2 separate regions of the Homo sapiens genome follow, and region 1 is linked to region 2. Evidence: chromatin loops called from intact Hi-C (ENCODE). Cell type or tissue: PC-3. All regions are shown on one strand. Each heading gives the region's core, and the rest is flanking DNA. Links, peaks and the distances in the headings are about the cores only. Region 1 has its middle 72 kb from the start of LINC02304. Region 2 has its middle 39 kb from the start of LINC00618.

Region 1 (2,922 bases), core at 110-2,609, 180 kb before region 2:
CTTAGCAGACGTCTCACCAAAGAAGATATACAGGTGTCAAATAAGCACATGAAAAGAGTCTACATATCTTATGTCAGCAAGGAAATGCAACTTAAAACAACGAGATACTACTGTACACCAATTAGAGTGGCCAAAATTCAAAACTCTAACAACATCACATGCTGGCAAGGATGTGGAGCAACACAAACTCTCATTCATGTTCTTGAGAATAGAAAATAGTACAGCCCCTTTGGATGACAGTTTGGAAGTTTCTCACGAAACTAAACATACTCTAACCATACGATCCAGAAATCACGCTCTTTGATATTTACCCAAAGGCATTGAAAATTTATGTCCACAGAAAAACCTGTACACAGATGTTAGCACCTTTACTCTTAATTTCCAAAACATGGAAGCAACCAAGATGTCCTTCAGTAAATGACTGGGTCAATAAAATGTGTTACACCAGGCGCGGTGACTCATGCCTGTAATCCCAGCACTTTGGAAGGCTGAGGCGGGCGGATCATGAGGTCAGGAGATGGAGACCATCCTGGCTAACATGATGAAACCCAGTCTCTACTATAAAAAAATACAAAAAATTAGCTGGGCGTGGTGGCGGGTGCCTGTAATCCCAGCTACTGGGGAGGCTGAGGCAAGAGAATGGCATGAACCCGAGAGGTGGAGCTTGCAGTGAGCCAAGATCATGCCACTGCACTCCAGCCTGGGCAACAGAGCGAGACTCTGTCTCAAAAAAAAATAAAATGAAATAAAATAAAATAAAATGTGATACATTCAGAAAATGTAATATTATTCAGTGTTAAAAAGAAATAAGCTATCAAGTCATGAAAAGACATGGAGGAATCTTAGATGCATATTGCTAAGTGAAAGAAGCCAATATGAAAAGGCTATATACTGTATGATTGCAACTATATGACACTCTGGAAAAGACAAAAATAAGGAGTCAGGAAAAAGATCAGTGGCTTCTAGGGGTACGCAGGGAGGGAAAGATGAACCAGCAGAGCACGGGGGTTTTCAAGCAGTGAAACTACACTGTAAGATGTTATATGTGTGGATGCATGTCATCATGCATTTGTCCAAACCCTTAGAATGCACAACTCCAAACGTGGCCCAATGTAAACTATGGACTTTGGGTGATTATGACAGCCAGTGCCCATTCATCAATTGCAACAGGTATACCACCGGTGGAGGATGTCGATACTAGGGGAGGCTATGCACATGTGGAAGCAGGGATGATATGGGAAAGCCAGCTCTGCACCTTCCACTCAATATTGCTGTGAACATAAAACTGTTCTAAAAAGTATAGTACAGTAAAAAAATGGATATAGAATGTGATCAGATATTTCACCAAAAAAAATAAATAAATAAAAACAGACACAAGAAAAGATACTCCATATCATTGGTCACTAGGGAAATGCAAATCAAAACCGTAAGGAAATACCACTATGTGCCTGTCTTAATGGCTAAAAATAAGCAGGGAAATGATAATAGCAAGTGTTGGCAAGGATGTGGAGCAAGTGGAATTCTCCTGTGTTTCTCGGGGGCCTGCAAAATGGTAGTCTGGAAAACAGTCACTCTGGAAAACAATTTGACAGCTTCCTGTAAAAGGAAATAAAGTTAAATGTACATTTACCATACCACTGACTGAGCCAATTCCTAAGTATTTATCCAAATAAAATGCAAATCTATGTTCTCATAAAAACCTGTAGGAGAATGTTTGCGGCAGCTTTACTCATAACCCCAAAAACTGGAAACAACCCAGGAGTCTCTCAACCAGGGATTAAAGAAACTGTGGTACATCCATGCATTGGAATACTATTTATTTGATATGGTTTTGCTGTGTCCCCACCCAAATCTCATTTTGAATTGTAATCCCCATGATCCCCATAGTCCCCATGTGTCAAGGGAGATACCAGGTGGAGGTGATTGGATCATGGAGGCAGTTTCCCCCATGCTGTTCTCATGATATTGAGTGAGTTCTCACGAGATCTGACTGTTTTATAAGTGTTTGGTAGCTCGTCCTGCGACCCTTCTCCCTCCTGCTGCCTTGTGAAAAAGGTGCCTTGCTTCTCCTTCACCTTCCACTATGATTATAAGTTTCCTGAGGACCCCCCAGCCATGCTGAACTGTGAGTCAATTAAACCTCTTTCCTTTCTAAATTACTCAGTCTTGGGTAATTCTTTTATAGCAGTGTGACACTATTAATCAATAAACAGAAAAAAAACTACTTATACATAACAACATAGATAAAATCTCAAAGTCATCATGCCAAGTGCAACAGGCCTGACTCAAAAGGCAAAATTCTGTATGAGTTCATGTGTACTGAATTCTTGAAAAGGCAAAATTATAAGGGCAGTAAAAGTAGCAGAGGGTTTGGGGGTTGGCCAGGGAAGGGAGGTTTGGCAATGAATGGGCACAGGAATATTCCTTTACATGATGGAATTGTTCCATATCTTGAGTGTGGGGGTGTTACACACTGTAATCATTTGTCAAAACTCCCAGAACTATACATTAGAAAGAATAAATTCTACTTATGTAATTATACCTTACTGTTGAAAGGGGGAAAAGATGAAATCATTATTCAGTTTTTAAAAAATCCATAGGAAGACACAAAATCACTCCTTTAATAAAAGAGCTCTTCCTTCATAGAAAGGAACTGAGCAATTCCTTAAACATCACAATCTTTTGTTTTTAATATTACAATTAATATTGTAGGAAAACAATAATTTGTAAAGGGACTCAAAAATGCATTAATGTGATATTGAATTTAAATTTTTATAAGGAAGAGAGAGGTCCAAATACTTCCCTGGCACCTACGATGTGCCTGCAGAGTGATGGGTGTTTTCTGTGCTAGGCCTTGGTTAATTGCAGGAACAGAAGGGAGGCAGTCACTTGAGCAAACTTTCTGTTCCTTGTTTTCTAAGT
Region 2 (2,922 bases), core at 210-2,709:
CTCCTTCTCAAACAATAATTTGAAATCAACGAATCCTGTGCTGACATACTCCTCCCCTATGATTACTGAGCTCTAGACATGAGGAAACAGGCATTTCTCAACCAAGCCCTCCATCAGTGATTACCATTATTGCATAATTGGGGACCTCAGAAGCAACAGAGTGCCGTGAGCTGCCAGGCCCAAGCTCCTACTCAAATGACACTCTGAGTTCAGCTGCTAGAAGACAGGAAAATGTGGCTAATTGAGACTAAAGACTGCTCTGAGTAGCTTTCTAATTTTCCACAGTTAGTTCCTTTTTATTCTGCAGTGGTGTCCTTTTGGTAATTGACTTTCAAATAATACTTGTTACATATCATACTTAAACAGGAGTATTTCTGGCAGGGTTGAGCTATACAATGGATCTAGAAGTGGATTTCATTAAGGGAACCAGCTCTACAGATCTGAGGCACTCCCTCAGTGCCAGCCACACACTAATGTTCAAGAAACATGGCCCATGAGATATGTCCACACAGTTATCAGTGTACAGAAATCGCAGCATTATTTGTGTGTGCATGCAGCAACCACACAGACGATCACAGAATTCTCACATCTTTTCTCTCATTTTTCCTGACCCTGTGAGTTTAAAAGGACAAGAAACAAATGAGGACACTAGATTCATCAAAATTGGATCATGAAGCATGTTACTGCACATCTACTATATGCCAAGCATTGGAAATACAGACATGAATACAGCAACACCTGCCTTCAAGATGTTCACAACATGGGGGCATGGATGGGGAAAACCAAAAAGCAAAAAATTATAATAATGCAGTGGGAAAGTCAACATTATAGAGATTTATACACATGCAAGATGGAGCACAGAAGACAGTAACTCTCTGGGGATTGAGGAAGTGAAAGGAAATGAAAGTCAAGTTGAGTCCTGAAGGATGCCTAGAAGTCAACCTGTTGAAGAGGGAGGCTAAGACATTCCAGTTAGAGCAGTAAACAAATGCTGCCTACTGCAGGAAAGGAAGAGGTTTTCCAGGACCCATGTGCCAAGGGTATATAGCAGAGTGTGGACTAACCTCAAGTCCCCAGCCTTGACTCGGTATCCATAGTTTTCATGCTTGTGTGCTGTCCAATTGTTTGGCAAATACGTTCACTTCTGTGCTTCCGTGGAAGCTTTCATGATATCCTCTGGGGAAATTGGCTGTCATTGCTCCAACCTCATTTGGATTCTTATTTTAGAATTGCCACTGGAGTCCATTTGTAAGCCATATAATGCTTTTGTTTTTACAGGAATACATTGTTTTTATCCCAGGTGCTATATTCCTTAGCACGACTATCCATTTTGTTGCTAAATTTGGCTCTAAAGAATTTGGAAGCATTTGCAACATTAAATGTACCCTCAAAGTTGATGATGGCCACTGCACTGAGCGTGTTCAAAGAAATGTGCTCTTGTAGGAAGAGGGTACATCTCAGTCTGCCCCCTTCCTCACCTCTGCCCAGGGGAAGGGAACCTCCATCTTCAGCTACTCTGAGCAGGGTGCCTGGTGCTGGAAGACCAAGGACTATGTCTGTGGGTGGCACTTGCCCTCCATTCATTGAGATTATTAAGCTGATTCTGTCACCACCTCTGCCTTGAGGACTCAGCCAACTTATTCACTCTCATCTCAACATGCTCATTTTCACTTCAGATTCTTGTAGCACAAGGCCTGCCAGAGGAGCCTAAAACATCCCACGGTTTGAATTGAGAGTGAGGGAGCAATAGGAGACTCTGTTTACTTTGACAGACCACATACTGATTAAGATGCAAGCAATGTGGAATGTTTGTTTTTAAAAGTCTGATCATTCATTAAAAGCCACACCTTGTATACGGTCAGTGCCAGGGAAAGGAACAAAGCACTTTCCATTAAAAACGTTTGCAAAATCCTTTTTAAGAAAGGAGCAAGATTCTGAACCTAGATAGACAATGGGGACCAAGAGCCCATTTCTAAACCAGCATACTAGTCACAAGCTTCTCCTCCTTCAGTGCATTGAGCACCTGCCTTCATGTACAGAGGAGCCTCCCCCACCCGCATGCCACCTCTCTAATACTGGTATGTAAGCCCCCAGTCCAGAACCCTCACCTCAAGGAGGAAACGATAGTTCTACAATGTCCACTTCGGCTCTCAAAATTACATGCTGTGAACTATTGAAAACAAAACCCCAGAACCACACAGGGCATCACAGAGAAAGACTGGCATTTCCAAGCTGGGGACTGCAGATTGAGGCGCCTTTGTGAGGTCTACAGTTCCTGCTCCTGAGGGCAACCAGGGTGGCTGGCTGCCCTGCTTTCCACGGAAGCCGGCAAGCAGTGTGACACTGTCACTCACCAAGAAAAGTCACTTCCTAAAATACCACACGCTGCAGGTAAACAGAAGAAAGGTCAGAATGATGTAGGTGTGTGTGCTATAAACCATCTCGTACATAAAAATTGCCTAATTACTGGGGAGATATGAAAAAGCATACATTACTCCTCAGAGCGGCTAACCCTCGGGGCTGGATAGGAAGCGAGGCACCTCTCAGAGCAGCTCAAATACATCAGACCTCAGGCCTCCTCTAGTTGCAGAGAAAATACCAAAATTCTTTATGCCCCCACCCCTATCACATGACTACATATGAAGCAATCTGTGAAAACAGCATGAAAACATCATATAAACTTGAGTCTTTGTGTTCATTTCATACTTAAATAATGTGACTAATCATTGTTTTTTACTTTGTCCTTGAATTTTCATTATGAAGATAGAAAAGATATAAATTTCATCCATTAGGTTTGGAAGCATACATAGTATGCTATTTGAATGAATTACATTTTGTTGACTTCCGTCTGTTCAGTCAGATTTTGAAATAAGGTGAGTGAAAATCACTTCCTCCATTGTCTCTTGTTCTTTTGCTTGGTAT

What was found. Peaks named below come from ENCODE experiments on the same cell type or tissue, not always from the same donor. Only the 100,000 strongest peaks of a DNase experiment are listed, where the experiment ranks them.
Region 1: a loop joins it to region 2, with 5 times the contacts of the local background. A loop is called at or near these places in 1 of 110 quality-filtered maps.

Annotation. Positions count from the first base shown.
Region 1 is chr14:97,081,171-97,084,092 of GRCh38, reverse strand. No RefSeq gene overlaps it. Among named protein-coding and RNA genes, the nearest start is that of LINC02304, 72 kb to the left of the region's middle. In PC-3, for the core only: no CTCF peak of the experiment used is centred there; no DNase peak of the experiment used is centred there; H3K27ac peaks cover 1,773 bases.
Region 2 is chr14:96,903,250-96,906,171 of GRCh38, reverse strand. No RefSeq gene overlaps it. Among named protein-coding and RNA genes, the nearest start is that of LINC00618, 39 kb to the left of the region's middle. In PC-3, for the core only: no CTCF peak of the experiment used is centred there; DNase peaks (open chromatin) are centred at 1,751 and 2,461; H3K4me3 peaks cover 976 bases; H3K27ac peaks cover 1,831 bases.